Regions from separate parts of the Homo sapiens genome. Here region 2 is linked to region 1. A link is a loop called in an ENCODE intact Hi-C map of the cell type or tissue named here. Cell type or tissue: PC-3. All regions are shown on one strand. Each heading gives the region's core, and the rest is flanking DNA. Links, peaks and the distances in the headings are about the cores only.

What was found. A loop is a pair of places that touch in the nucleus more often than their neighbours do. Peaks named below come from ENCODE experiments on the same cell type or tissue, not always from the same donor. Only the 100,000 strongest peaks of a DNase experiment are listed, where the experiment ranks them.
Region 2: it touches region 1 in a loop (5-fold over the local background); 3 of 110 quality-filtered maps call a loop at or near these places.

The regions. Positions count from the first base shown.
Region 1 is chr15:45,787,649-45,803,397 of GRCh38, reverse strand. The region is part of intron 1 of LOC105370802 (a long non-coding RNA gene); the gene reads right to left. Among named protein-coding and RNA genes, the nearest start is that of SQOR, 160 kb to the right of the region's middle. In PC-3, for the core only: a CTCF peak has its summit at 7,737 (motif pointing left); a DNase peak (open chromatin) is centred at 7,737.
Region 2 is chr15:45,911,821-45,927,569 of GRCh38, reverse strand. It overlaps LOC105370802 (a long non-coding RNA gene), which reads right to left. Exons shown (of 5, transcript NR_135680.1): 3 at 589-741. Among named protein-coding and RNA genes, the nearest start is that of SQOR, 280 kb to the right of the region's middle. RefSeq lists an enhancer at 6,810-8,009. In PC-3, for the core only: no CTCF peak of the experiment used is centred there; a DNase peak (open chromatin) is centred at 7,549; H3K27ac peaks cover 1,530 bases.

The DNA.
Region 1 (15,749 bases), core at 6,666-9,165:
CTGGGATATGTTTTTAAATGACAAAGTTTCCTAAAAGTAAACTCAGTGGACATTCAACATCAGTCCTCAATTGTGGCTATTAAAAAAAAAAAAAAAAAGGCCAGGTGCAGTGGCTCACGCCTGTAATCCCAGCACTTTGGGAGGCCGAGGTGGGCAGATCACGAGGTCAGGAGATCGAGACGGTGAAACCCCATCTCTACTAAAAATACAAAAAATTAGCTGGGTGTGGTTGCGGGCGCCTGTAGTCCCAGCTACTCGGGAGGCTGAGGCAGGAGAATGGCGTGAACCCAGGAGGCGGAGCTTGCAGTGAGCCGAGATTGCGCCACTGCACTCCAGCCTGGGGGACAGAGTGAGACTCCGTCTCAAAAAAAAAAAAAAAAAAACAAAATGTGCTCACAGTGGCATGCTACAGCGTGGTCCAGCTATTTGAAGAACAATAGCTGATGAAAGCCAAAAGCAAAAGAAAATAGCAATAAAATAAGGTGGCATGTTGACAGCTGAGATCTAGTATGACATCTGTGGGTGGTGCTGTGGCTCCAGGATTAGATTGTTCTCACTTCAAAAGAGACATCCATGAACTCTGTCAATCAGCAACTCAGTCATACATACATAAAACATTTTCCCCTACCACACTCTGTTAAAAAAAAAAAAATCCTTAAAGATGACGCTAAGGAAACATTGTGCAGATCATATATGTCCCAGTAAAAGGCAGCATTTTTCTCCTTGACTAACTTACAAACAGCTTCAATTTTTATCCAACATTTATTGTGCCTCACTTTTACAAAAGGAATTCAATTTATTATTCTCCGTGGACTTCAAATAAAAAAGTAACATCAAAGTCTAATAGAAAATGAAAGCTCTCATTCAGACATTATTTTGTTTTCCTCCCCCAAGCAAATATTTGCACTTGCTGGAGGAGCTTATGCTGATGTGTCTCTAAATTGAATGTATTTTTTTTTATGAGAAGGTAAGTAGCCGGGAACAAAGGGACACAAAACAGGGTTCCCCTGTGCTCTCTTCCAAGTGACCTCCAGCCCACTGTGCGGATGGCATGTTTAAAAGGAAGATGATTTGGTCTCCATGGAGGCTCAGTTTGTGGCCTTTGCTTTGGCAGATTGACAGCTGTGCTAAATGATGTTGAAATTACATGTAATAGATTTTAGATTATGACTATTGTCCACTAGGGACTGAAGTGCCCCATGCAGTGAGAGGAGGCTGTTAGGTGATCTTAAGCTTCACTCGACAGTAAAAAGGCATGAGTTTTTCTTATTTTAAATTGACCTTTTTGTTTGTTGAGCGAGGCGGTAAGTAACAAAGTAGTTTAATTAGAAGCCGCAGGTCCAGAATAACCACTGTCACTCTTCTAGAATGAAATCCAAACATGTTCAATACAATTCTGGCCACAATTCTTCCCCCATTGTAAAGCTAAGTATACAAGAAATGCTCAATTTTTCAGTGCCATAATAGCAAATTAGCATAGAATTACCCCCAAACTGGCATTTGGAATTGTATTCTTTGTAGGACTAGTGGGTCACTGACTTTCTGCAGATACTGATTGATTGACATGCTTGACTTTTGTATGTATATTTGCTTAGTTTTCATGAAGGAGGAGAATGGGATTTGTATGAGGATGCTCAGGAGAGAGGAAAGCAATGGAAAGAATGCTGGTGTCAACCGCCAAGGAAATGGAATAGATAAGGAAGGGCAGACTTGAAGCTGCGCACAATTGAGATGGGCCTCCGGAGATTCCCAGAAATAACTGGGGGAGGCTCTGAGGAGCTGAGTGCCTGTATGAGAAGCAGACATGTCATATCTGGAAAATGTGCCGTAAAAACAAACAAACAAACCATATGTGTACTCAAAAATTGGGAGGCTGGGAGACACAGGTTATCCTATGTACCCAGGTTTAAACAGCATTCTTTTTGTCACATTACACATAACATAGCTTATACCCTGCCTTTTTCCTTTTAGAGAAAAGTGTGTTTTCTCAATAATTAACACCTCTGCCCAAATGACTCGAACCTCTTTACAGGAAACAGTTTATGAGGCAACTGGATAAAGAAGTAGGAAGAGGACAGGAGGATAAAATGAGTTAGAAGGATATTTTACATTTCATCAAAATATAAAATAGCACTTCATGTTTGTCTCCTCCAGTGTACCATCACCAGCACCCCAAAATAAAGCCTGCATCATATGGAGACAGGCCAGTATATGTATCGGTTCCAAAAAGACATTTCAAGAACTGTGATCTGAAGTTCATCCACAGTCAAGGTAGGCTGTTCATGATGCAGTCTAGTCACACCCAGGAGAAGTCTGGAGTCCTGTGGCCCAGAGCCAACAGCATCCGCACCACCTGTGAGCTTGTCAGAAATGCAGAATCCCAGGCCTCACTTAAGACCTACCACATCTGCCCTTTTACAAGATCCCAGGTGATTCATGTGCACATTAAAATTCACATCCAGCTTAGATGACCACCCTTTAAAGGTATTGGGAAAGGCAGAAAGGGAAAACTTAAAATAGAGAAGAATTCTGAAAATAATGAAGGTGGTATCTCTCCTTTAATTTCTTGCCTCTCGCACTAAGAAAGCAGCTTCCCAACATGCAAAAGAGCATGTGTGTAAGCAATAAAGGGAAATAAGATACATATATATATATATATATATATATATATATATATATATATATATATCTGTTTCTCTTTACAAAAAAAAAACACAGGAGAGATTAATCAGGAAACACTGAATCTGGTTATTTATGAGGTATAACAGGAGACAGTGGGGTAGAAAGGCTATAGGGGAAACTGATGCTTCTCTGGATATACCTTTTAGCATAGCTTTAACTTATGGAGGCATGTTTTACATATTCAAAAAGCAAAATGAGCCAGGCACAGTGGCTCACACCTGTAATCTCAGCACTTTGGGAGGCCAAGGCGGGCGGATCACTTGAGGTCAGGAGCTCAAGACCAGCCTGGCCAACATGGTGAAACCCCGTCTTTACTAAAAATGCAAAAAAATTAGCTGGGCATGGTGGCGCACACCTGTAATCCCAGCTACTCAGGAGGCTGAGGCAGGAGAATTGCTTGAGCCCAGAAGGCGGAGGTTGCAGTGAGCCGAGATCACACCACTGCACTCCAGCCTGGGCGACAGAGGAAGACTCTGTCTCAAAAACCAACAACAAAAAAAAAGCAAAATGAAATCAACAATGATGGGAAGAGGAAAATAAAACCCTAAAACCTAAAGCAAACTAAAACAAATGAACCAATCGTGTTTCAAGTGAATACCATAACCATAGTGAAGGAGAAAAAACAAAACAAAACAAAGAACTAATCCAAGTAATTTATGAACGTAGTATTTTTGACTGTATACCCCTAGTCATAGACAAGATTGAGGTTAGAGAGAGCAACAAACAAATCCTGAACTCTTTTTAATACATTTATTACTTATACAGGTATTGGCAAAACAATTCTGAAACTATTTTAAATGCATTATAGAACTAAACAGATGAGTAAATGTATTGATGTTGTCCACAGCCAAGGGTTAATGCCTGCTTGAGACACACTAACGGCACAGGGTAAGAGTTGCTCCCCAGAGCCTAGCATCAATCATGATTTACTCAGGAATAGAGACAGAAGCAGTTTCATACAGACACACAGAAGAGAAAGAGAAGTGAAAATGGAGTCAGAGATTAGGGTAATGCAGCCACAAGCCAAGAAATACCTACAGCCACTACAAGATGGAAGAGACGAGGAACAGATTCTCCCCTTAGAACCTTCTGAGGAAGTGTGGCTCTGCCCACACCTTGATTTTAGACTTCTGGCCTCCAGAACTGTGAGAATACATTTCCGTTGTCTTCAGCCATGAAGTAGGTGACAATTTGTTACTGTAGCCTCAGGAAAGCTGCAAAGTGGGTATATTATTATCTTTACTTGCCAGGTAAGGAATGAGAGGCATGAATAGGTCAAGTAACCTGCCCAAGGTCAAGAACTAGTGAACAGTGAAGACAGTACTAGAACCCAGGAAATCTGAGCATAAAGACAGCCCTTATAACCTCTATTTCATACCCTTTCTATCAACTAGTGCTTAAAGAAGATAACTATATATAGTAGATATCCTTCCATGTTAAAATGTGATTAAGTAGAAAAGCAAGTTACAGCACTCTATGTAAACATAATTTGGTGAGTGAGCATGGAATCTCACCTCAATAAAAGTTCATAGATTTGCTGGATAAAAAATTATAAGAAATAAATTCCTAATTGGGCTCAGAAAACAGAAACATTCCCAATAGGCAGAAATTAAGAAGGAACATAAATCCAAACTGATAAGCTTGTGAGCAAGGGCTGGAGTTTAATATCCATGAGGGTGCAAGCAACTTAGTTTCAGAATGCACAAGGAAGGGAGTAGGAAGTGAAACCCTCAGATAAAGCCAGGATTCCTGAAGGGCTGTCCCTCAGTAAAGTGGACTAGATAGACTCCCTGATTAGCTCAGAGAAGGAACAAAGAAGTTTGTCTTTATGGGGAAACAGTCCTCCATTAGAAATAGCAGGCCCAGGCCTGTTCCACACATGTACATGGGCTCTGAATTTATAAAACCCACATGGTACAGGAACTTCCAGCCAATAAATTAATGTAAAAATGGGCCCCATATAAGTGAAACCCTGGAGCTTCTAGCAAAAGCAAACACAAAACTGTTTAGAAATAAGACTTCTAATACCTAAAGGATACAGAACATTCTAAGACATACAGACACACACACAAATAAATAAATTCTGACTGAAAATAAGCTGACAATAAAAAATTACAAAACGTAGTAGAAAAAGAGTTACCATAAGGAAGGGTCAGCAGTCATTGCAAAAGGAAAGATTTGTATGATCGATAACATAACAACCTAAAAGAGATTGTTAAATAATTGTGGTTTCAACTAAAAAGATTTGAAACCATAAGGAAAGGACAGGCACTGTGCCAAAAAAAAAAAAAAAAAAAAAAAAAAAAAAAAAATGAGATAACTTCTAGGCCAGACACGGTGGCTCACACCTGTAATTCCAGCATTTATGGAGGCTGAGGCAAGCAGATTACTTGAGGTCAGGAGTTCGAGACCAGCCTGGCCAACATGGCAAAATCCCGCCTCTACTAAAAATACAAAAAGTAGCCAAGTGTGGTGGCAGGCGCCTATAGTCCCAGCTACTGGGGAGGCTGAGGCAGGAGAATCTCCTGAACTCTGGAGGCGGAGGTTGCAGTGAGCTGAGACCATGCCACTGCACTCCAGCCTGGGCGACAGAGCAGGATTCCATCTCAAAAAAAAAAAAAAAAAAAGAAGGAGAGAACTTCTAGAAATGAAAATGATGTAAAACTCAACGAACAGGTTAAAGAGTAAAAATGGCTGAGAACACAGATGTAAAAAAAAATCATTCAAAATGCAGCAATAAGAGATAAAGATATAGAAGATATGAGAGATACTTACATAAATTTAACACAAAAGAAAATAAGAGAGAGAGGTTAAGAGAGTTGAGAAGTTTTAAAATACATCTCATTTAAATTCCAGGAGAGAAATTAGAGTATGAGGTAAAAGCAACAATCAGAATAAAATGTCTGAGAATTTATGAGACTTGATGAAAGACAGGAGTATCAATCAGAGTTTAGGCAGAAAGCACACTCAAACCAGGTAATTGAGAAAGGTTTTTTAATAAGGTGACTTTTTTTGTTGTTGTTTTTGACACAGTCTCGCTCTGTTGCTCAGGCTGGAGTGCAGTGGCGCAGTCCTAGCTCACTGTAACCTTGAGCTCCTGGGCTCAAAGAATTCTCTCACCTCAGCCTCCCAAGTAGCTGGAACTACAGGTACTGTTTTTTGTTTTTTGTTTTTGTTTTTGTTGTTTTTAGAGTCTCGCTCTGTTGTCCAGGCTGGAGGGCAGTAGCACGATCTCAGCTGACTGCAACTTCCACCTCCTGGGTTCAAGCTATTCTCGTGCCTCTGCTCCCGAGTAGCTGGGATTACAGGTGCGCCACCATGCCCAGATAATTTTTGTATTTTTAGTGGAAAGCTTTCACCATTTTGGTCAGGCTGGTCTTGAACTCCTAACCTCACGTGATCCACCCACCTCAGCCTCCCAAAATGCTGGGATTACAGGCGTGAGGCACTGTGCCTGGCTTTTTTTTACTTTTTGTACAGATGAGGGTCTCCCTATGTTGCCCAAGTTGGTCTTGAACTTCTGGCCACAAGAGATCCTCCTGCCTCCACCTCCCAAAGTGCTGGGATTACACGCGTGAGCCACCATACCTGGCCTAAAGCAACTATTTTAAAAGGTGAGAGCAAGGCAAAGGGAAAACAACAAGGGACGGAGGGACCACTGAGAGCAAGGATTCGAAGAGGCAAGGGGAGGGAGAGGCCACCAGAACTCAGAGAAACTGTATGAAGGTTGTCCAGAAGCATAGCTGTGCCCTCAGTGGAGGGACGCATCCAAGCCCTGGTAAACTAGCCGGAGGGAGCCTGGAGAATAACACCTCCACCTCACTCTCCTCACACCCTGGGAGCTTCTGCAGGTGCCTCTCATAGATGAAACTGTACTGAAAGTCAAAGGGCCAGGAAAGATGCAATCCATCCATTAGCTTTCTGGGTTCAGGGCCTGTAGGTGAAGACCCCTTTACCTGAACAGCTCCCTACTATAGCTGTACGGTACTTACCAGTTTTCCATAACTCTGTCCACCTTTATAGATAGTCCCTAGGCATTGTAAATAGGCAGTGTGCCATCTGCTTCCTGCAAGGACTTTGACAGCCTTTATTGATAGGCACACGCACACACACACACGTGTTATATAAGTGGATAGGAGAAGGGAGAGGAAAGAGAGAAACAGGGAGGGGAAAGAGAGCAAGAGAGAGAGAGAGGAGAGACTAAAAATAAGTATACCAAAGTGCAACCATTTTGATCTTTGGGTTTATTTTCCTTTTGCTTACTATATTTTCTAATTCTTTTATAGTGAACATGGAGTATAATGGCACAAAAGATAGATCTTTTAATAATACTGAATCTGTCAAAATTGTGGATTCCTAACCGATTCATTTGCTACTAGACTGACATCATCCCTAACTCAGACTCCCTGTCAGAGCTAAAGACTAAATCAGTGATGTAGCTGTGGGGAAAAAAGAGGGGAGGATTCAAATCAAGTATTAGGCAACAGTTTGTAAGTAGTGAATTATCTTATAAACAGGGTTATATGTATCCTTGCTTAAGCTCAGTAAAATACAATCTCTAAAAAGTGCATGGCTGAGTTTGTGAAGTTGGCATCCAGGCCTGTGAAAGGCAACAAGAAGTCCTATGCAGCCTAGATCGTAGCTTAGGTTTCAGACATGTAAAAATAAATTTTATCCTCATGATTCAACCTGAGGAAACTGATTTTAAAAAAATAAAAACAAAAAAATAAGTTTTGTATTTAAAAAACAACAATAAAATTACATCTCTGACTGTCTAGAATCCTTCAAGAAATGAGGAGCTGAACTTTTACCTTGGCCAAAATTGAAGATGGACATTATGTTCATAAATGCTTGCTAGATTTTTTAAATCTACACACACAGCTAATCATTGCCCGAAACTCAAATATCCATATGATGGAACTTGAGGTGAAATCTGGCTTTTGATGGATTAGAAGGCAGGTCCTCATTTCATCTCTTGCTTCTGTTGCTACCTGGAATGTGACACATTCTTGATTACAGCACAATAAACGGGCTTGGATTCAGAGGAAATAGCGCCATCTACTGCAACACCACTCAAATACTAGTTCACTGTGCTTTCCCCACAAGCCTTTCACTTCATTGTTCTAGCTCAGACTAGCTTGTGAGAATTAACAAGATTTGGGTTGGAGGTTGGAGGGAAGGGAACCATGGCCACAGGCCAACACTTAACTGTATTAAAAATCCCAAGTCTTTAGTGAGAATTATTTGTTATTAACATTGTAATGCTATTAAGCAGGGATAATTGATGGAAGCCATTTTACGAGGCACTCAAATGCAAGTGTCAATTTCTTGGCATTTATATGAGAAATGACATCATCAGCCCAATTCTCTGATGAGGAGTGCAGGAGGATATAAAAGCCAGTAGAGACAGTTATGAGCCCTTGGGTCCTTAACAGCAGCTGCTACTTCCTCACGCCCCTACCCATACCATTGGAGAGATTATTATACCCAAGTCCTACTTTCGTCCTTTATCTGAGATAGCAACTCACATTCAGGTGAGGGAGACAAGAGGAGGCATTGCAGCTACACATATGTTCATCTTAAATTCTGCAAAAAGTAGACTTTTCTACATCTGAAGCAGGACAGAATAATAGGCATAAGTTCAGAGAGCAGGCAAGCCATGGGACTTGGTGGGTCAGGCAGGATCACAGAAGATTCCACTAATAATTGACAGATAGCTTCACAAGAGACCAGCTGTCGGCCCCGTATGAGATGAAATGCAAATACAGCTGTCTTTGGACTTTGGCTCAAACCCTGCTTGGCATGCAAATGCACATGTACCTCTTCCAGCTCTAAAATTCTATGGCAGCTCACTTACACTTACATTAAACCGTGTAATAAACAGAAAACCTGGCTCAGAGCAGCATCAAAACCAGAGTCCCCTGGCCTTTCTCACTCCTTCTTGAATTCCTACCCCATCACTCTGAAGGCTTGAGAAGTTTCTTGCTCAACAGCTACATCTTTGGGTCTACAGAATTGCCTAACTGTATTATTCCTCTTGCTGGATTCTCTTTATTATAAAACTAGAATCTTGGGGGTTGGGGAAAAAAGCCTCAGTGCCTCCACAAAGAAAGTTAATATCTATATTAAGTAATTATTAATGCCACATTTCACACCTTTCACCACTTGGTCTTTCATTCTTCCTGCCCAGTTAAGAGTCACCTCACACTCACACTTTCACCCATTCATTTGTTGGTTTTTCAAACCATCTATGCTAAATTCTACCATCTGGCTGTTTGAGTGCAATGACCTAGTAGCTGGGTTTTATGGATCTCCAACAAAGAGTGAAATACACTGTATTATGTGAGCAAAGTCTTAGACTGTGAATTGGCATGATGCCTTGCTACTTTTCTTGACTCATCTTTGGGTGTTTTACCTAGGAGTAGACTTTGAAGAGTCTATCACACACCCAATGAATCTGCAGCTTGACCTGGTGCTCCTGGCCACTTGTCCATTTCCACATGGGAACAGTTAGACAGAATCACGTATACACTTTTGGGGGTGGGGAAACAAAAACTCAAAAGCCTTCAACTTTCTGTGGTGCTCGGCAGTCCTTCTGGATGTCCCTTTCTCATTCCTCACATCAGCAATTTCTTAAACTTTATCTGCCTTTCTAAGTTTCTTGTCTCACCCCCTCCCTCCTTCTGCACAGAGGGGAAAATGAGGACTTGAGAACTGAGCTCCTTTCATTTCCTCCTCCCCCATCTCCATCTCTTTGCCCCCACTCCTAAACACATCACTGTCCCTGTGACATGTTCCTCCTTTTATCCAGGACTAATCCTTTCACCTGAGCTTCCAGCCTTAGAGACTTGACTCCATCATCATCATCTCTCATGCTTCTCCATCTCTAGAATTTTTTCATTCAGGAGTCTCACAGTTCTCAAATGTGAAAGGGAAAAAAAGAAAAAGAGAGGAAGGACAGAAGGAGGGAAGGAGGGAGGGGAGGGGAGGGAAGGGAAGGGAAAAAAACTTCCTCAAGACAACATCTCCTCTGATTTTCACCAAATCTCTTTCCTCCCCACACAGACAAAATACCCAACAGAGTATGAGGTCTATTTGTGTCTCCATTTCCTCACCAACTGCTCTTTCAGCAACTCAATGCCATCCTGATTCAGCTTCCACCACTGCACTTAAACCTAACTGAGGTGTATTTGTGCCATTGTATGTGTGGTGCATCACACCTGCCTGGTTTATGGTGAAAGCGCCATGAGTGTTAGCATAGAAACAAAACCTCTCTGGCCAATCTCCTCCTAATTGGTAAACCAAGTGGGCACTTTCCAATTTTTCCTTCAATTGACTTTTCTCCACCAGCAGTGCTTCCTCAGACATCTTCTCCCACACTGGCTTCCAAGTCCTTTCCCTCTCCTGAAGTTTCTCCTACCTCTGACTCCATGCCTTTAATCTTCATCTCTTGGCTATGTACTCTTGCTGGGGACTTCAGCAACTCTCATAAGAGCAATTACCATCTATATGATCATAAATGTAACATGGTGCAGTGATGACTTACAGTCTATACCTGCATCCCAGAACTCTATTATTTTCATTCCACAAACATAATAAGTTCTTACTATGTGCCAGTTTAATAGTCCTCCCCATAGGAACTCTCCATTGAAATGATCCACAGGCATCTAAACTCAGCATGTTCAAAACTTAAATTATTGTGCCACACACACACACACACACACACACAGTCATATTATTCTTCTGTCTTTCCTTTTTAAGTAAGTGGTACCACCCATGCACCAAGTCAACCAAATGAGAAATGTAGTAACAATCTTAAAATCTCTTTTCACCCACACCTACATCCAAATAGTCACCAAGTCCTGTGGATTCTACCTCCTAAATTCCCTAGAATCACTCCCCTCCTCTCCAGTCCACTGTCCCACCTCAGTTAAGCCTCCACCCTTTTTCACCGGCATTACTGCAAAGTCTCTTAATTGGCCTCTCCTTTCAGTCTTAGTCTCGGCCAAACAATTCTCCACACTGGCCTTTCTAAAATAAATCTAATAATAGCACCTCTCGGTCTTAAAAAATTCTGTGGATCTCTACTGGCCTCAGATAAGATCCAAACCCATAAAAATGCCAATGATCCAGCTCCCAGCTACCTATCTAGGATCACATCTCAACACCCCACTCTCCTACCTATATTCAGTGCCTGTGGTTTCCCATGCTCCCTCACTCTTTCATAACTCGGTACACACTGGTACCTCTACTCAAAGCCTCTTTACCCTCTTATTGTCTATCCAGATTTGTTCACACTCCCAGACTCAGATCAACTGTTGTGTCCCTAGAATATTTCCTCTGCCTTTCCCCTCACATCCCCACTCTGAATTACGTGCTGCGTTCTTGGGAATTCCAAAGCATTCTTTGGAATGTTGATACTTCTCTCTACCCTGGCACTTATCACACTTTCTTATGTTTCGTATCCTCTACATTGTAACCTGCTTGAAGCCAGGAATCATTGCTACTCAGTATCTCCAGTCCTATCTCAGTGCCAGGAACATAGTAGATATCCAGTAAGTGTGTGTTGAATAAATGCTTGTAGAATGGAAGATTTACAGTAAAAAGCTTCCCCAGGCTTCATCAGCTATGGACACCAATGAAGTCATAGTCACAATATTAACTCAAAGCCCACTCTGGCCCCCAGTCCTTTCATGTTAGATCTCAGACTCTGCAAATACACACACACAGAGAGAGAGAGAGAGAGAGAGAGAGAGAGAGAGAGAGAGAGAGAGAAGGCTGTGCTCAGGAAATTGCTTACACATGATTCCTTCAGACTGCAGGAGCTTCCCACTCCACTTGACCTCAGCACAGTCTCCACTGGTCACTGATGCCCCTTCCTGGCACCTGCACCGATGCTGCGAAGCCTTCATGATGGTGGTCTTCAGCAAAAGAGAAGAGTAAGTGAGCAGAGAAGAAAGCTTATCTCCTCTGTCAGAGATGGCCCAAAACAATGCAGCTTGTGCCTTGATTTTTTACACACCTTTGGATAAAACATCTCTTTCACCACTAATTTGCACACCCCTGCTCTGCATGGGGCCCCAGATAAGTTCAGTGGAGGTTGATGTCAGATAAATCTGAGTGATGGACACAGAGCTGACTCAGCCACTTTTCCTTTCCAACAACGATGGTATTCTTGACAGAGGAAGCTGATCTGCCTGGATCCTCTCTCCTTCTGCATTAGTGTTCAGTGCCCCACCACTCCCTGCCCAGGGGTTCATTGGATACGGCTGATTTTCACCTATATTAAGCCGGAAAACTGTCCCTGCCACACCCTGCCTCACACACTGTGCTGGCACAGGGCACATAATAGTAAGCAAGGCAGACATGCCATCATGGAGGCCACAGAGCATAAAGGTGAGAGACCGAGTGCTGGAGCCAGGCCACTTGGGTTTACCCCTGGCTTTGTCACTTTCTAGCTGTGTGACCTTGAGCAAGATACTTTACCTCTCTATGCCTCGGTTTTCCCATCTGTAAAATGGTGATAATAGAATACCTAATTTATAGTGTTGTTAGGACGAACAAGTTAAATCATGTTAAACACCATTGCCTGGCACATAGCAAGTACTCTATAAAAGTTAGCTGGTATTATTATAGCCTAATGGTAGATAAAAAACAAAATAGACAAATAGGAAAAATAATTACTGATTATAATATGTGTCACAGAGAATAACAGGAATGGTGAGAGCAGGTCGTTTTAGGCAGAGCCAGAGAAGACTCTCCAAGGAGGTAATTTAAGTTGAGACCTTAAGTTCGAGAAGGAGCCAGCCACAGCAATAGCTGGGAGAAGAAAATTCCTTGCAGAGGGTCAGAAGGAGCAGCAAGTGCAGAGTTCCCAAGACAAAAAAGAGAGCTTGGTGAGCCCTAACAGTAAGAAAGGGTCAGAGAGCTGAGCAGACTGAACAAGGGGCAGATGGCACAGGAAAAAAGGAAGACCAGATTGTGCAGGGTTGATGACTGCAAGAGAAAGTTTGGAGTTCATTCTATGTTCAGCGAAAAGCCATTGGAAAATTTTAAACCTGAGAGTGACATCTAATCTACATGTTTTAAGATTATGCTAATAGATTGAAGGTAAACAAGAGTAGAAACAAGAAGAAAATTAGGAGACTATCGCAGTCATCCAGGATAGAGATGAGGGTGACTGCCACTAGGGGGTGGTGGTGGAGATATAATAAATAAATGGTCTAGGTCTAGTGTTCTCTACAGAGAAGATGCAGTGGTCTTTGCAATAAGGCAGAGCTGGCTGGAGCATTAAAAGTTAAGAGAATGTGAATTAACCTGTCTTACTATAACCTGAAAGAGAGAGATGTTTTTGTTTGTAAACATGGTGTTCCGTGAAAGACAGACCATCACTATTGTCTACAACACAAAGCAATGATTTACTCAGTGTCTGCAATGTAGTCTAGCTCTGGATTTGGTAGAAATGACTTTGTTCCAGGATGGAAGCACAAATATCTTCTTTTCTCCTGATACATATCTCAGCTCTTGTTTTTGAGTCATTAAAATTATTTTTACAAATATTCTAAATAATAAGAAAGCAAACAAAATAGGCATTAGCTTCAATAATCATGCAAGAATTAAGTTATATACTTTGGGTTATTTATAAAGCAATAGATTTATATTTTACAGGTTATAAATGTCTTGTATTATATAAGCCTTTTTGTACTAAATATATATACTATATTAAAATATTATATAGAAATTGGAAAATTTTTATTTTACATAATTAATTTTATAATAATTTTCTTTTATAAATATTGATGATTATATACATGATTTTTTAATGTCACACTCTTAGTCAAGAATGTAGCCCCAAAGGGAAATAAAATTTTCTTCACGAGAATTTTTAAAAACTTACTTTGGCAAAATGTGGCCTGCTTATAGTCTTGTATTACACTATTTCCTGGCACAGGTCCACACACAGAATAGATTTTAAAGGCATGTTTTGGTATCGTCTTTTCTCTGCTCTCAACCAATGAAGTTTTCTCTCTCATAATCTCTCGTCATGAAAAAGTAGGTTCCATCTAAGAAAAGTATTACCAAAACACTTCAAGTACAAAAAAAAAAAAAAAATCATGTCAACGTATATTTATCAAACAACTAATAAACTTCTTCCTCTATCCACTCCCAAAATCCATTTATTTCATCCCAACTAAAATTAAAGTACATGTAGAATTGTGCCAACTAAGAAAGTAACTCATGTCTTAAAGAAAGTGGAAGAGAGCTATAGTCAGAGGGAAATAAAGGAAAATAAAAGAAGCCACCCAAACTTAAAGGCCACTTCTCTCAGGATGGCTTTCAAGACAAAAGCTCAAGGGAATTAACATTTGTTGCATATAAAAACTTAGGGAACATAAAACACTAAACTAATGTGAAATTCTAACCATCCAGAGAACAAGCACATTCAGAAAATGGAAAGCATGATACAGTGAAGAGAATAAGCAGAGCCAAGCTTGGGAGGTAGGATAGATTTTGTGAGAAGTCAGGTTAATTCTTAATTGGTCAATGCATGGAAGAAAACTAGCAGATGGGAAGCCAGCCAAGGGACTCAAGGTTAAAAGCATTAAATAAAACACTTTGAGTAAAATGGTAATCAAACAATAATTCACAAGTAATTTGGCTGATTAAAAATGTCTGAAAGAGGCGGCCCTCAACTCCACTGCTGAGCTAGGAATTCCATATACTGAGCTTATAAGCATGAAAGTTGGGGTGAAAGCTGCATGTCTCCAAAATGGTCGTCCTTCATGTTTATGTGTAGAGGATGATCTCTTTCTGGGCTGGCTGAGTTGGTGTCCAAGGATCTATTTTACCCATTTGTTCAGTATCCAAGATGGTGAGCCTATCTGATTATCTAAAACACTGACTCCTAGGGCCAGACTGGAAAATGGCCAAATCCTTCGGGGAAATCACAAAATCCAAATGAAAGCAGATTCAGAATGGTTATTTTTAAATGTGGCACATCATTTCCATAGGCCAAGAAAAATATCAGGTTAGAGAGAAGAGTAAGAGTGCAGAGGGATGTGGCACCATTAGAAATCCCAACAGAGGCCAGGCACAGTGGCTCACAACTATAATCCCAACACTTTGCGAGGCCGAGGTGGGTGGATCCCTTGAGCTCAGGAGTTTGACACCAGCCTGGGCAACATGGCAGGACCCTGTCTCTATTTAAATATATACATACCTACACACATACATATATATACATACACACACACACACACACACACACGCATATATTTCTTTTATATATATGTACGTATATATTTCTTATATATATTATATATATTTGAAATCCCAACAGAATGTACTCTTCCCCCAAAAGTTTTGAAGAAAGGCCCAGCTGGCCTCCTGCTTTTGCCCGTGTCCCTGCAAATCTCTTCTTAACACAGAATGCAGGTAATTCTATTAAACATAAGTTGGATTATGCCCTCATCTCCTCTAAACCTTCCAATGACTTCTGACCTCCTTCAGAGTAATTTCCAAACCCTGCAGGACCGCATGTGATGCTAAACAGTAAGGCCCAAAGCAGAAGCCTCCACAGAGCATTCTCCCCTCTTTTTGTCTCCCCAGCATTCATATCTCCTTCTAGATTGGGGGAAATCCCTCCCCATGGTATGGTTCTTCGTAGGAGGCAGGACATGCAGTGGTGGAAGAGAAATTGTCCCCTGTCCCCACTCTCTACCTGCTGCAGAAGAGTCACAGGACCCAGGCTAGGCCAGTCCAGTTTGGTTTTTGCATCATTCCTTTGAGATTCAGACAGACAATTTGCAGTAATGAAATCAAAGATGCGGTGGCTGTCACGATGTATATGGTGACAGCAGTGCCACCAGCAGCAAGTGTCCATCTCCAGCGGTGCCCACAGGAACATCCCAACTGGACCATTCTTGTGTTCTTGGCTGCTGACTTCCCTTAGCTCCTGCTTACTTTCTGAGCACAGTTCAACAGCCTCTCCTTTGATTCTGAGAGTTACTATGGCCTTTCAGTAAGTTTTTTTCTGCTTAGATTAGCCAGAATCATCTTCTATTATT
Region 2 (15,749 bases), core at 6,139-8,638, 120 kb before region 1:
CCTGCTAAACTGTAATCTTTTTTAAGAGCAAAAGATCATTCACTACTGTACCCTGACTGTCCAGCACAGTGCCCACACTGCTGCAGTAGTCTCTTAACCAGACTCTGCTGTACTATTGCCTTCCTATGACCTTTCTTCAAGTTTGAGTAATGTATTTAAAATGGAAAACAAGTCAGGTAACCCCCCTGCTTAAGACCCTCCAATGGTTGAAAATGATCTACATCTTGATTGTGGTAGTGATCATATGACCATAGGCCTTTATCAAAATTCATAAAACTGTACATCTAAAAGGGGTAAATTTTACTGTATATAAATTATATACCTCAATAAACCCAACTTAAAGTTTTAAAAATTAAAATCTCCTATGGATATCATTGTTCTTAAAACAAAATCCAGGTTCTCTACCACGGCTGACATGGCTTAATGACTCACGGTCCCACAGGAAACAGATGACATACTCAAATTAGGAAAAAGTTGTAAATAGTTCATGGAACTCTCCTCAAAACTGGGCAGACGGGTCATGAAGCTACACATATAGTGGGGTGCAGGTAGCACCCAGGCCTGAAAGGAAGGTACGGCTACTGTTACCTGGAGACAGAAACGCTGCGTGGAGCTGAGCCTTTCAGTTAAATATGAGAGCCCCCATCTCCTGCTAGGAGTCCTCATTGGCAGGATCCAAACAGAAGGCAAGGGGCAAGAGCAAGTCACGCCCAGGGCCATAGAACAGGGTGGAGGGTGGAGCTAGAGAGGAAAATGGAGAGATATCAGTAAATAGTGATAAATGGTCTGGCCCCTCTTTCCTACTACAACTTCAAATGCACCTCCCTCCAAAAGCCATCCCCCTCCCACACTGTGATCCAATCACACTGGCCTTTTCCTGTCCACCGTAGGCCCTGTACAGTTACCTATCTCTGTGCCTGAATTCCCTGCCCCTAGATCTTTGCAGTTGGCCTCTTTCTTGACATTCAAACTGTCCTCTCAATCAAAAGCAAAGCCTCTCCCCCAACTTCTCCTTAGCACTCATCTTGGTTCTTCCCAGGCAGAAGTAATGCTTACCATTACTTTTTTAAATAAAAAAATATATATTGAAGTCATACAACATGATGTTTTGATATACATATACATAGTGAAATGATTACTACAGTCAAGCTACTTAACATACTCATCTTTTCACAGTTACTTTTTTTGTGGTGAGTGTTTTTGGGGAACCACAGTCAATGGCGCAGGGTTAAAAGAATTTGCCAAGACAGTTGTAGCTCAAGGAAGTCAGATTTATTAGAGAAAGTGAAAAAATACATTGCCAGAGAGAGAACGGACAGCCTCAAAGAGAGAAGCCAATTGCCAAGAGACAAAGGCTTGCTGGAGATTTTATAGGATAGTGTTTATGCTGTCTGTCGAAGAGGGCTTTGTGCAATATTGATAATGCCAAGGTTGCAGTGAACTGACTTGCAGGTGTCTGGTGATAGCTGGATGCAGGAAGATTGAGAGTTATTTGCACAGGAGGGCTGTGTCCTGAACCATGAAGAAAGGTAAACTTGCAGTTTATCTGTTTTCTCTTTTTGCTTTCTCCTGCTCCCACAAGCCTAATTCCCTTTCTCTACTTAGGACTCTACAGTGAGAACACATAATATCTACTTTTTGTAAATTTCCAGTATACAATACAGTATTAACTATAGTCATCAGGCTGTGCATTAGATCTCTAGGCTTATTCACCCTATATGACTGTAACTTTGTAACTTTGTACCCTTTGACCTACATCTCCCCATTTCTTCACTCACACTCCTGGTAACCACCATTCTACCCTCTGCTTCTATGGATTTGACTTATTTAGATTCTACATATAAGTGAGATCATGCAGTATTTGCTTTTCTACACATTACTTTCTCTCTCTCCAGCACCTAGAAGAGTGCCCACACCAAGTGCCTACGTGTTTGAAAGAAGGAAAGAACAACAGTGGTCCTGCTGCCTTGTCCCTGAGTGGCCATTCTTCCTGGCACAGCTGGGCAGAGTGCGGGAGTGTTCAGACTGGGGAGGGAGGATGATGTAGGTAGGGGATGGGAGGCCTAAGTGAGTGAAGCACCCCATGTACGGTGAGGAAGTCAGGGCTAGAACAGACAGATATACCCAGGATGCCCAGAGATTCATGGGAAAAACATTTCTTTAGCTTGTTCAAAAGCAGCAGAAACCACTCTCTACACATTAAAAAAAGCATACTAATTTACGTTGCATTCCCAGCCCTCAATCAACCGTAGAGTGTACAATCTGATTGAAAGAGCCCGATCAAGGCCATTTTCTCTAAAGAGTGGATCCACACGGGTCAAATCATGTGCATTCAATACATATTTGACCAATATTCTGATTCACTGAACTCCACCAGGGAAGAGACAATCTCCCTCTCTAAGGGAAAAAATAAAAGATCCTGAGAAAAATAGTCTGTGGTTTCTTAGTGCAGTAACATTTAGTCACTGAGCTATATAGCAAGTTAAAGGTCTTTTAACCAAGTTGATTTAAAATAAATATCTATGCTTTCCAGAAAGCAGTGTTTTTAGGTTATTCTTATGCCTTATTTCTGAAAACAGTTAACTGAGGCAATTTCTTTTTAATTAAAAAATGCATTTGAAAAAAAAATTACTCCCAACCAGAGCCTGCTTATTTCTTGCTGCCTTTTTAGCTATTATTTTCCTTTATCATTTTGTAGGCGAAATGACACGGCAAAATTTTTTCCAGCATTTACTCAATTTTGTTCAGAGCCACTAAATTTTATATACAATCATATTCCTCTTTTGCTACAGAGAAATCTCATGAATTGCAAAAATGTGAACATTTTGAATTAGAATAAAGATTTCCTCACATCGTTTTCTATATATGGAATCGTCTCATTCTCATCATTCCCTGGTTTTAAAAGAACTGACTATCCCAGATATTGACTGGAATTTTTCTTCATGTAGTTTAGAAGACAACATTATTGATTACACTGGGCTTTTCTTATTTACCACCTTTTCATCTGTGATGGGCCATATGGGTATTCAGTGTTTAGTTATGTGTGTCTAAACTCTTTGAGAAAGACAGTTATTTGTCAGGCTGCAAATACCTAGAGAGCCCATAACAATTTTCTTTCAACAAGCAATCGTTAGGCTTCTTCTGGCTTGGAACGATACGACCCCAGATCCTCCTGGGTGGCACACATGGTCAGAGACAAAATGGCATTAAGAGACTCTGGACCTGACTTGGATAAAAAATGTAGCCCCAATCACCAAAGAGGTCAATTTGTCGGGCAAGATGGCTGCAGCTCCACTCACAAACCCTACTTTTCTTTTTTAAATGGTATGTTTCCTTCCCAAGAGGCTGTCCAAAGAGGAAGACAGGGATGCACACCCAGAAAATGGCCTCGATCGGGTTCTTTCAATCAGATTGTGCACTCCACGGTTAATTGAGGGCTGGGAATGCAACATAAATTAGTTCCACAGCTTAAAATAAGAGAAGTAGATAGTATCTCCATTTTTCAGAGAAAGAAATGGAGGCTTAGAGACGTGAGATAACAAGTGGCAGAGCCCAGATCTGAGTCCCAAGTTGCACCCTGGAGCCCATGTTTGCCCCACTGTGTGAGCAGCCAAGCTGACTTCCCCAGACAATGGGGATCTGCAGCACCACGCAAGGGAACTAGGTTATGACAACTAAGACTCCAGTTTCCAACCTCATGGCCTCTGAAATTCCCTAGGGAAAAGTTTCTGCTGCTGTTCACCTATCCTACTGATAAGGACAGCTACTTAATGAAAGTGAGAAATTATGACTCTACAGCTAGTCTGTCACCTGATGTCCCAGAGAACAGGCTTTTTGTTTGGGAGGAGCAAAAATGACTACATCCTAGAAAAGACCACTCCTGGCCGGGTGCGGTGACTCACGCCTGTAATCCCAGCACTTTGGGAGGCCGAGGCAGGCGGATCACCTGAGGTCGGGAGTTTGAGACCAGCCTGGCCAACATGGTGAAACCCCATCTCTACTGAAAATACAAAAACTACCTGGGTGTAGGGATGGGCACCTGTAATCCCAGCTACTCGGGAGGCTGAGGCAGGAGAATCGCTTGAACCCAGGAGGCGGAGGTTGCGAGTGAGCCGAGATCGTGCCACTGCATTCCAGCCTGGGCAACAGAGTGAGACTCTGTCTCAAAAAAAAAAAAAAAAGAAAAGAAAAGAAAGAAAGAAAAGACCACTCCCAAAGAAATGATATCCTGCCTCCACACCTCCACCACCATCACGAAATTAACAGTACATGTATTCCCTTGGGATTCATCACTCATATTTGAGCATCTACTTTGTGTCAGGTGCTACCAGTGCTGAGGATATAGCAGTGAGCAACACATGTTTCCTCCCTCAAGAACTTGAGGCAGACCAGTGGGGATGACAGAAACAGGTATCACAGTAATGGTGGACACATGGAGGGCCATCTTCCCCAGCTTATTTGGAGAAGGGTGAGAGGGGCTGACACAGGAAGTGATGTCTAAAAGGAGACTGGAAAAGCGAACAGAAGCTCAGTGAGGAGAGAGCAGCTGGGATTGCAGCAGCATGGGTCAGGAAGAGTTCTAGAAAACAGCAAGGACAAAGGTCTGGAAATAAAAGAGAGCCCAGGGAGTTCAGCGTGGGGAGTGGAGAGAAGTTTAGTGATGCTGGAAAGATGAGTTGATGTTAAGTTATATATGGCATCTGCAGCCACAGAAAAAGATTGGGGCAGTGTGGTAGGAGGACAGGATCTGACATCCTGAGCTGGCACCTGAATCAAGGCTATCAAATGGAAACAACAATTTACCCACCTCTAAGCAATGTGGTGAGGAGCTACTGAGCTAACCCATAGAGAATGCTGTGTATAGTGCCTGGCCTATACAAAGTACTGGGTAAAAGGTAGCTATTACCATCATTGTTATTTTATTCTGAGGGTCAGGAGAGCCATGGAGGAGTTTCACAAAGGCAAAGACCATCAATTTACGCTTTAGAAAGGCTGTTCAGGCCAGGTGCCTGTAATCCCAGCACTTTGGGAGGCCAAGGTGGGTGGATCACCTGAGGTCAGGAGTTCGAGACCAGCCTGGCCAACATGGCGAAACCCTGTCTCTACTAAAAATACAAAAAAAATTAGTCGGGCATGGTGGCAGTTGCCTGTGATCCCAGCTACTTGGCAGGCTGAGGCAAGAGATCGCTTGAACCTGGGAGTTGGAGGTTGCAGTTAGCCAAGATCGCTCCATTGCACTCCAGCCTGGGCAACCGAGCAGGACTCTATCTCAAAAAAAAAAAAAAAAAAGAAAGAAAAAAAAGAAAGAAAGGCTGTTTAAGGGACAGTGTGGCAAACACATGTACAAAGGACAAGGCTGAAGGCAGGTGAAACTAACAAGGAAACTCTTGGGCAAGAAACCAATCCCTTCCACATTTCATAGCACAAAGTCAATATTTAAGAATGCCAATTGACTGTACCCAGTAAAGGGAAAACATTTTTTGAGTGCAACATTAAGATACCATCCTCTGTTCATACCTACATGTACTATATATTAGACATAAATTTTGATATCCAGGAGACAAAAGCAAAAGGACCTAGAGTGTAGGGAACCATAGGATGGGGAAGTGGAGGGATCCAGAAGAGCAAGACCACCCTAGATATTTGGGAAGGGAACATTTGGCAGTAGGGTGGGAACAGGGCAGATGGGGCAATGGGAGGTGCTCTCGAACTATATTCTGTCTGCTTCACAGTTTTGCCTTACAGATCTGCATCTTACTGCCTGCTTTTTCAGAAACAGACACCAATTGTCACAGGCTGGGTTCCCCGGCAGACATCTCATTGGCGTTTGTGATGCAAGACACTTATTTGTTAAGAGTCAACACCTGTGAAAGAAAGCATGTGGAAGCAGGACTGAGGAATCAGGAAGTTGCTGAACTGCAACGCAGGCCTAATAAAGTCTTCAGGAAGCTGGCAGGAGGCTCAGAAATGTGTATTGCCAATCTGAGCTGCCTGGTGGGCTGAAACCTCCCTCAGTTATGACAGACCATCCTAGAAAAGGCAGAAACCTGGCCAAGTGACTGTCTCTAGCTGAGAGAGCCCAAAGCAGCTGACAGCTGGAAGCAATCTTGCTGACCACACTCCCCAAAGCCCCACAGCTAAGCAGACGTCCTTCTCAGAAGGACAGCACATATCTGTGTCTACCACACTTTTCCTTCCTACCTTCTGAGAATATTTTTTGAAGAAGGTTTATTTTACTGCTGTCTTTTCCAGGTTATCTTAACTCTGGGATCTTTTCTAAAGAATCATTCTTGTCAGACTGAGAGGCACTTTGTGTTGGAAAACATTGCACTATATACCAATGAAAATTGCATGTTGTAAAAAGATGTGTATTTTGTTCTATGTAAGTTAACTTTGTTAATATGCAAGGAAGGAAGGATCTAAAGAAGTATCTGTCACTCCTTTGACTATAACAGTTGATTCAGTTGATCTGGTTATTTAGAAAGATGCTGGTCCGTGCTTCATAGCTCCTCAGGCCTCCTTCCTGATAGCACAAAGTTGGGCAAAGAGAGGACCATCTGGCCAGGTGTCATGGCTCACGATGCCTGTAATCCCAACACTTTAAGAGGCCGAGGCAGGCGGATCACTTGAGGCCAGGAATTTGAGACCAGCCAGGACAACATGGTAAAACCCCATCTCTACCAAAAAAAAAAAAAGAAAAAAATTAGCTGGGTATGGTGGTGCATGCCTGTAATCCCAGCTACTCAGGAGGCTGAGGAACAAGAATCGCTTGAACCCCAGAGGCAAAGGTTGCAGTGGGCTGAGATTGCTCCACTGCTCTCCCACCTGGGCAACAGAGCGAGATGCCGTCTCAAAAATAAATAAGTAAATAAAAGGACCTTCTTAGAGAGAAAAACTAGCCCTCAATAAAGTTAATCAGTTTTAGCTAGAGCAAACCAGCTAACATTAAGAAGTTGGTCTCTGGCTATAGCTGAGATGTAGATGACACCTAGACAGCAGGGGTGGGAATGGTTTGAGTGTGACCCTCATCTGCTCTTCACTTAATTTAGCCCATGGTGTCAGTACCCAGAGGTCTAGCTCCCAGTTAATACCCTTATCTAGTCCATGGTAGCATAGTCCCAAACTGTACTCTCTAAATTGCTATGATTTATTACCCTGTGAGTCTTCTCCAACCCTCTACCACCATCCCTACTCACTTTCTCTTTAAAATATTCACTAACTAAAATCATTCAATTGGATAGAAATGCATTTTGTCCTGTTCTTTATTGTAAAAAACAAAAGTAAAAAAAAACTTTTAAAAAAAGAAAACTAAAAGAAGTGCCTTTCTGTTTATATGGCTCTTGTCTAATTTCCTAACCATCACCCACAACTCCATTTTGTGGTAGTATTTTTCTTCATTCCACACAGTGATATAAAATGTCGGTGTTGATGAGTCATTTTTCCTCTTCAACTTGTTAACTTCTACAGAGTTCTTATCATGCCAAGCATTCCTTCACAAAATAAAGTCCACAACAGATGACTCATATACCTCTTATTAGAAAGAAAACATCAAAAGGATGAATAAATAAATAAATAAAGCAAGTAAGCAACCATAATCCACTACCTGCTTAGTGTTAAGAGGACTTCTCAAGCGTCAGAACAGCTTTACGAAACTCACTGCTGAATCAGCCTTGGAGGGAGAGGTGTGGCCGCCCAGCCCAGCTGATGCATGGGAGCGGGCTGTACTGGGCTTTTCAAGAGCGGAGAGAGGAGGAGAAACATCCCTATTTTTTTACTATTAGTATTCTTAGAGATTTGCTTATTTTACTTACATGTGAAAAAAAAAATTAACCATAGGTCTCAAGAGAGAGACAAAAGGGAATACACATTATACTCTAATCCTGGCACTCCACCATCATCCAGAGCAATACAAGCTATGGAAGACAAGGACGAGCGGAACACAGATCCAAAGACTCGCGAGTCATGCAAAGACAGAGGGAGATTTTCTCCAGTTTCTTGAATTATTTCTGTTTTAAAATATTCAGTAGCAAGACTCATAGCAGAGTATCCCTTGCCAGCTACGCCACAACTCTATCAAATGGTCTTCTGGTCTTCCAGGAATTGATTTTGATCTGCTCAGTAATGCTTAGACCCACATAAAGAAAATAAAACTAATGTAGGCCCCATGGAAACTTCAGGGAACATCCCCCAGGCATTTATTACACCAACAGTGCAGGTGCACAGTGGCATAGCAAGAAGCTCTGAGACCACAAGCAAAATATCAGATAGGCTTTTTTAATTTTAAAAATAAATAGACCCCTAGCTTTGTGCACTAAAGGGGTTTGTTGAGTAGTATTTACACCTGTGGAGAGAGCAGAAGGTGTCAGCCGAGAGAATCAGCGTTTTTCTCTAACTCTAACTTGATTTCCATTATTTTTGCAGTGTCCTCATGCAGGCCAGAGACCCCAGGGTGTTTTATTCAAGCTGTGCAAACAATACCAGGAAACAGGCAACTCTAAAAAAATGTACTGAACTTAAAATGGGGGAAGTGCCTGTTCTGGCTCTCTTGAGCTCCTTCATTTGAGAGGAAACTCCCACAGTGTGGACAATGCACTGGCCTTGGGCCCTGGAGCCCTGGCCTCTGGCTGGGTGGCCTTGGACAAGTCACCCAAACTCTCTGATTCTCTCCTTCTGTAAGATAAGCATGGTACCACTTCAGACAGAGACTGGTGTAAGGATCAGATGGGAAGGTAAGTAGAAGCATTCTAAACAGAGTGAGAATAGGAAATATTATAGAGATTTTAGATGTTCCTTGTAATTTAAGTAGTTCAAGTGAAGTTGGTAGAATGGGGAGAGTAGTTTTCAGATGCTCCATCAATGTCTAAACCCCAAAGCTTGAATCTTGAGGACAGATGTAGCTACACCAATATGCTTGGTTTTCTTCTTTACTTCTTCCTGCCCTTTTAATCCATCCTCTTCTATTCTGGAATTCCAATCCTTTATAGTGCCCCACATTTCCTTCCCAGCCCTATACGTTCTTATTAGTTAATACTGCAGTGTGTAGGCCAATTTCATGATGTTCTGATAATTATGATGTAGTGGATTAGCCTGAGCTGGCTGTAAGAAGCTGTTACCTGTTGAATTCTGCAGGAAGCAGACTTCTTAATGAGAATTCATGGACAGGAAGGTTGTTAGTGCATATTCTTGGAAAAAGAAAGGAAAAAAAGCCAGACTGGGTGAAAGGAGAAGTTTGGCTGTAATGTAGTTTCAATGAAGGCCTCCATGAACCCTATGGAAAGTTTTTTTTTTTGTATGGGGGCTCTTCAGTGCTGTCCATGCTTTCAAATCCCCATAAACATCAGTCATCAGATGTAGGCAGCCCTCACAAGGGGCATGGCCTTCAGTTAAGGCAATAAGAAGCTGACAACTGAAGTCTTTCTTCCATCAGAACTCTCAGTAGCTGGGGGAATAGATCCTCCAATTCTGATATGAGATCTGAGTAGTGCATTTCAATAGTCTTCCCCAGAAGCCACCAAGCCACCATGAGTGCATCCACCCTTCGCTGAGAGGTTGATCTGACCCTTTGCTCTTCCAGGTGAAGGAGACTCATGACTATGTCATGGCATCAGACAGCATTTGAAGCAGAAGGCTCAAGCTAAGTGACCAGGAAAGACCAGGCAGAGACAAGTCTAGGAAGTTCTCACTATCTGAAATGAGTAGAAAGTTTATGAACCAGAAGAACAAAGTCAGAAGGATTACCTAGGTTTCAGGAACCAAGACTGCCAAGGTGTAAAGCACCAGGTGTAAAGCACAGGAGGAAGGCCCAGGACCAGCATCAGGAAGTGAACCCAGAGGGCAGAGGCAAGTTCTTCCCTCACTGTTGGGGACCAGCTGAGTGCCAGGCCCCCAGCTCCTCTTCTCCAAACCTTCCTGCTGTCAGAAACATAAAGGGCACGCAGATATTCATTTAACAAATTCTTCATATGAATTTTTAGAGCAGAATAATGGTTAATCTCTGTTGGATAATGTGCTTCCCCTCATCAAGATGAAAGCTGAATAGGCCATTGTGATTTTCCTCCTCAGCCTTGGATTCTGGTAATTTTCAAGTTAATTTCATTGTTGATTTTCAACAACCATCTTGTCACAGAAACCTGGTAGAATTTTCCTTCTCTCTTTTCTCTGCCTCTTTGTATCCTTATTTCTCACACTTCCTAATGTAACAGGGTTTTTTTTAATCCTTTAACTATCTGAAATCCCTAACTGGGCATGCCTAATAGGCATCCCTATTTTATAACTAGTGGCCTCTTGCCTGATCCTAGTCACAACTCTGAACAGGGAATGTAAACTGCACCTACTGGGGAGATGCATAACCATGAGCTGAGAATTTCTAGTCAAGGATGAGGACTAAGGTTGTATTTACTCTTCTTAATTTCCTGAAATTATTAGATACAATCCAAAAGAATAAAAAATGAAGAAAACTGCATCTAAAATGAAAAATAGAAAATGGCTACAATTCCCAACCCCAGGCTGTGAAGAATACTGTCAAAAGATAGTAAACCTTAGACCCAAACCAGAGATAGTGAAAAACAATTCATACCTCCTTGAGTCTTAATAAGAATGCAGATTTCTTTGAAAATAAGTGGGAGGGACCCATGGGTCCCAGCTTTACCTAGAACGATGAGAAGGAGGACCATGAGGCCATTTGAGGTGGAGGCCATCCTGGAGAAGAGGGGAAGGGTAGAGGAGTCTTGTTACACACGGATGAACAGAGGGAGAACAAGGACTGAAGAAGTACTGTTTTCACCTTTGCTTTTTCCGAGTAAGACTCCTATGCTGAAAACAGCCTGAGATGAGGCAAGGAGGAAAAAAGACCAGAAATAGCAACTAGCTTTGAACTTGCTTACAACATCCAACTAAGCAAAATAAATTAGTACAGAATCATCAAATAGAAGACCTATGAGCCATGGAACTATGCTGCAAATTCACATGGATCCTCTGGCTGGCAATCTGCTTACCTGGAGAGGGAGAGAAGGAAAAGATTACCCCCAAAATTAGAACGATAATTCTAACAGTGATGCTATGATATATATGAAATAGAAGACAATAAAACTACTACCCAAATTTTAAAAACCATTAAAAGCAGCAAGAAAGAAAAAATATATATCTGAAATGCAATGATGTGTACTTTTTGAGACAATTAGGCAAAATGGGGGAAAAAGGACAAAAGAAGATGACAAAGAGAAGATTAGAGATGTGGAAGATGAAAGCAGTTACCTAATATAGAATTGTTATTTTTCGATAAGAGAATGGAATAAATAAGCCCTGAAAAAAGTTCAAAATACAATAAAAGTTGGCAGAGATAAAAGAAAGCCCTAAATCTGCAGTCGCAAAAAAACACACTATGAATTAAGAAAATTTGCAGAAAAAAATAAATCCACTATCTACACGGAAAAAGTAGTCACTTACAAGAGGATAAGGGTCATCAGGTTACTACATTCATTCTCAAGAGGGATGATATTGCCTTCAAGGGGACAAAAATTTATTATTGGGGGAATGAAAATAATATTAGATATTATAATAGTTTGTGGCCTTCTAGAGGACCATAATATATAAATAAATATAGAGCATATCTGTAATATTAAAGGATCTTTGGGTAAGGAGCAATGATGAAAATAGAAACACTGTGTTAGCATGATACATCCACAGAATATTCAATTCCAGGGCAATGTTTACAGAGTCTTCGGAAGACATAACCGTACCCCAACAATTTCAGGCCAACCAATTATCAGCCATAAATACGGTCCTTAGACATGCATATGCAGTCAGGACCTAACAACCATAAGCCCTCATGAGAAAAACGGATACAGAATGAGCCCCAGCCAGCCAAAAGATGACCCAAAGTAAAGAACCAGAAATGGGGAAGCTTTGATATTTAAGGACTGGCGGTGAACAATGGAGCCATTAGAATTTTACAACATTTAATATGTTTTGTAAACTTTGACATTGTGAAAATAAAGAAATTAAAAAGCAAGGTAGTGAGATATGGGTGATGGATGAACAAGGGCATTTATTTCCCTGTATTTCATAGCAAGGAGTCAATAGAGCTAGCCTTAAAAAATATTTACAGTCATAACAGTGACCCCCAGAGGAACTAAAAACCAGATTACAAATCTCTCAAAATGTCAGTAGAAGGGGAGCAACAGAACCAAAATAAAGAAGACATAAACCATATAACCAAAGATGGGAGATTGAAGATGGAAAACTATGGAAGCATTAGAAAGAGAAAACCCCTAAGATGACAGGATTGAAACACACGTTATGAATGTAATATGTATGTTACATGTGTATGTGTAAATACAATAAATTCATCAAAAATTATCAAATTGGATTGAATAAACAAAAACTAGCTGTATGCTTTATATTATTCAAATAGTCATTCATAAAGGTTATAGGTAAAATTATTCATATTACTATTCTTTTTTGCACTTATTTACGTCTTTGCCAGACAGAATTCAAGGCAAAAAATATATTAAACAAGGCCAAAGCACAGTTTATCATCACAAAAACATTCAATCTAGTGATATCAATGAAGACATCACTAATGTTACATTTTACATTCTAATTATTATAACATAAGAATACATAAAGTGTAAAATGCAGAAAATTTAATGAGAATTCTTCAAATAGAGGAGGATTTTGATTTATTTCTCTCAACCTCAAATAGGTTAAATACTCAAAAATTTAGTGAGGATATAAAGAATCTAGAATCTAATTCATTAAATTACATTTTTATAATTCCACATCCTTAAAAAGAGTATAGAACTGTTTTCAAATACTTGTAAAAATATTTACAAAAACTTGGCTATATATTGGGCACAAAATAAACCTCAAAAAACAAATTGTAATAATAGTAATGACCATGCTGTCTGGTTATAATGCAATAAAAGTAGAAATGAGTAACAAAATGAATCACCTGAAAATGCTAACTCATTCTCTAACAATTTATTTAGTTCATGATTCTGTTATTGGCTCCAAAGTTGCAGAATATCTAGAAAATAATAATATTAAATGCACTCAGTTAATAATAAACCATAGTAAACAGCTAAAGCTGTTAACAGTAGAAAAATTGAAGTTCTATACTTATATTACTAAATATTACTAAATAAGAATTCAACTCAATAATTTAAAAGGAATTAAACCTAAGGAGAGCAGAAGGAAAACATTATTTACAATAAAAAGAAATGCATATGTTATAAAACAGAAGACAGAAAGTAGAATTTATCAATATAACCAAAAGGCGATTCTTGGCGGGGGAAGTAATATACATAAATCAGCAGTTAGCCTAAACAAAAATTAAAAAGGAGAAGGCACAAACACAAATAATAACAATGAGACTAAAGGGAGAAAGAAACCTCATCTGCATAAGATATTAAAAAGAATTATGAGTACTTTGTAAAAACTCTATAAAAATAATTTTGAATTTCTAGATGAAATAAATATTTTCTAGGAAATTATAACATCCAAATTGAAAGTATTCTTGATTTATTTCATGACTATAGATTTATCATCTTTCTCTTCTAAGTCAAAGAACAACTACTCCCCACACATCCTACACCCAAGAAAACTAGGTCAAAAAAGATTCAAAAGCTTTTTTTTCCAAATCTCTAAAGAACAAATAATGTGGTATTATTTCAACCCTTTCAAAGCATAGAAAAGAAATACACTTTCCAAATTCAGATCAATTTTGCTAGTTAATGACAATGTAAAAGTCTCTAATATAACATAGGTAAATACAGAACACGAAAAAATGTACCATGACAAATAGGGCTTATTAAGGAATGAAAGGGTTTTTCAACAGCAATTAAAGGCCATGGTCTTCCATCTGACATTGATTACTCCTTCGTTGGGCCAATCTTGTCACTAATCCCCAGCCCTCTAGGTTCATTCCTTACCTGTCTCTTCCCATCATCCCCCACCATAGTCTATACTCCATCTTGTTGACAGAGCTTTCCAACACACATGTCTGTATTTTGTTTTTCCCCTACTTACACTCCATTAGAGATTTTCCACAGCCTTTGGGATAAAGTTTAACTCCTTGATCACAGCACATGAGGGAGGCTCTACCAACCTCTTTAGCCTTGTTTTCAGCCCACACACATGGGGTTGATCCTCTAGCCATTGCAAAATACTTGGAGATCCTCAACTCCTTTTACTTTTTCTTGACTCTCTGTTTTCCCAAGTGCTGTTTCCTCTGCCTAGAACACTTTTCTTCCTCCTCCTATGCCTACTCAGGCATCATCTTCCACTCAAAGAAGGCTTCCCCAGTGCCCCCACTAGGCTGTGTTGGCTTACTTCCCCATCTTTCTAGTAGCACCTTGTGCAGACCTCAGTGGAACTCATCATCATGAATGGGAATTGTTAGTTTGAATGGCAGTCTCCCACTCTACACCCTAACTTCCTTGAAGACAAAGAGCTTTCTATCTTGCACTGAGCATATGCCTGGCATATGGAAGACACTAAATAAATACCAAAGGAATGAGTACTTCCGATTCTGGTAGAAAATCATCTCCAGATCAGGAAAGTCACTGCAAGTGGTTAATGAAATCACCCAGAAATGGGATTACTTTGGGGTCTCTGCTTAAAACTACAATATGCCAGCTTCAGACCATAAGAGATTTTTTTTTTCAGGATTGTCAACATGTGAGAAATAAATCACTATCTCAGAGAATGATGTGTTCTCATGAGGTGTCTTCTTACACATGGGAGGATTAGAGGTAGAATTTCGTAGTTTGAAGGTGATAGAAGGCTAAATACTAAGTAACCCATCTAAAAACTCAGTTTGAAACAAGCACAGATTTATTTGCCATCACTGCATAGCAGCACATCTGTACACCAAGGTCCCCGATTTGCCATTCTAGAAGAGGAGCTTCACACTCAGTATATCACATTGTGGTTTGTTTTGTTTTGTTTTGTTTTGTTTTGTTTTGTTTTGTTTTTTATTGAGACAGCGTCTCACTCTGTTGCCCAGGCTGGAGTGCAGTGGTGCAATCTCAGCTCACTGCAACCTCTGTCTCCTGGGTTCAGGCAATTCTCCTACCTCAGCCTCCCAAGTAGCTGGGATTACAGGTACCCACCACCACGCCCAACTAATTTTTGCATTTTTAGTAGAGATGGGGTTTCACCATGTTGGCCAGGCTGGTCTCAAACTCCTAACCTCAGGTGATTTGCCCGCCTCGGCCTCCCAAAGTGCCTGGATTACAGGTGAAAGCCATACCACCCAGCCATCACATTGTTTTATATTGCAGATTTTATCATCAATACAGGGGAGAGACCACTGCTCCCCTGAAGCTGCTACAGTGTTTCTCAGCAAGGTTTCAATTGTATTTCTGGGTCCTACATTCTTGAACATTCCTAGTTCAACCACAGCTCCAATAGTATATATTTTATAACATTATTTTCATCTTGCAATTTTATTTAAAGACTACTTTCAAGCTTTTTGGGAGAAAAACGCTTGGGAGTTGCACTGATGTAGTGTAACTCATATTTTACATATGAGGAGCAGGATGCCAGATAGGTTAGGTGAGTTTGCACACACAGTTAGTTATTAAAATCCAGAACCACAATATAAGTACTTAAATTCTAGATACAATGTTCTTGTTTTGGGGAGGATAATACTTGTAGTCATTTCTACTTTGTTACAAGTCTATCACAGCCCAAAAGTCTAATTCTTTTGATGTCTAATTCTCTTGATAGAGCATCAGCTACTTTTA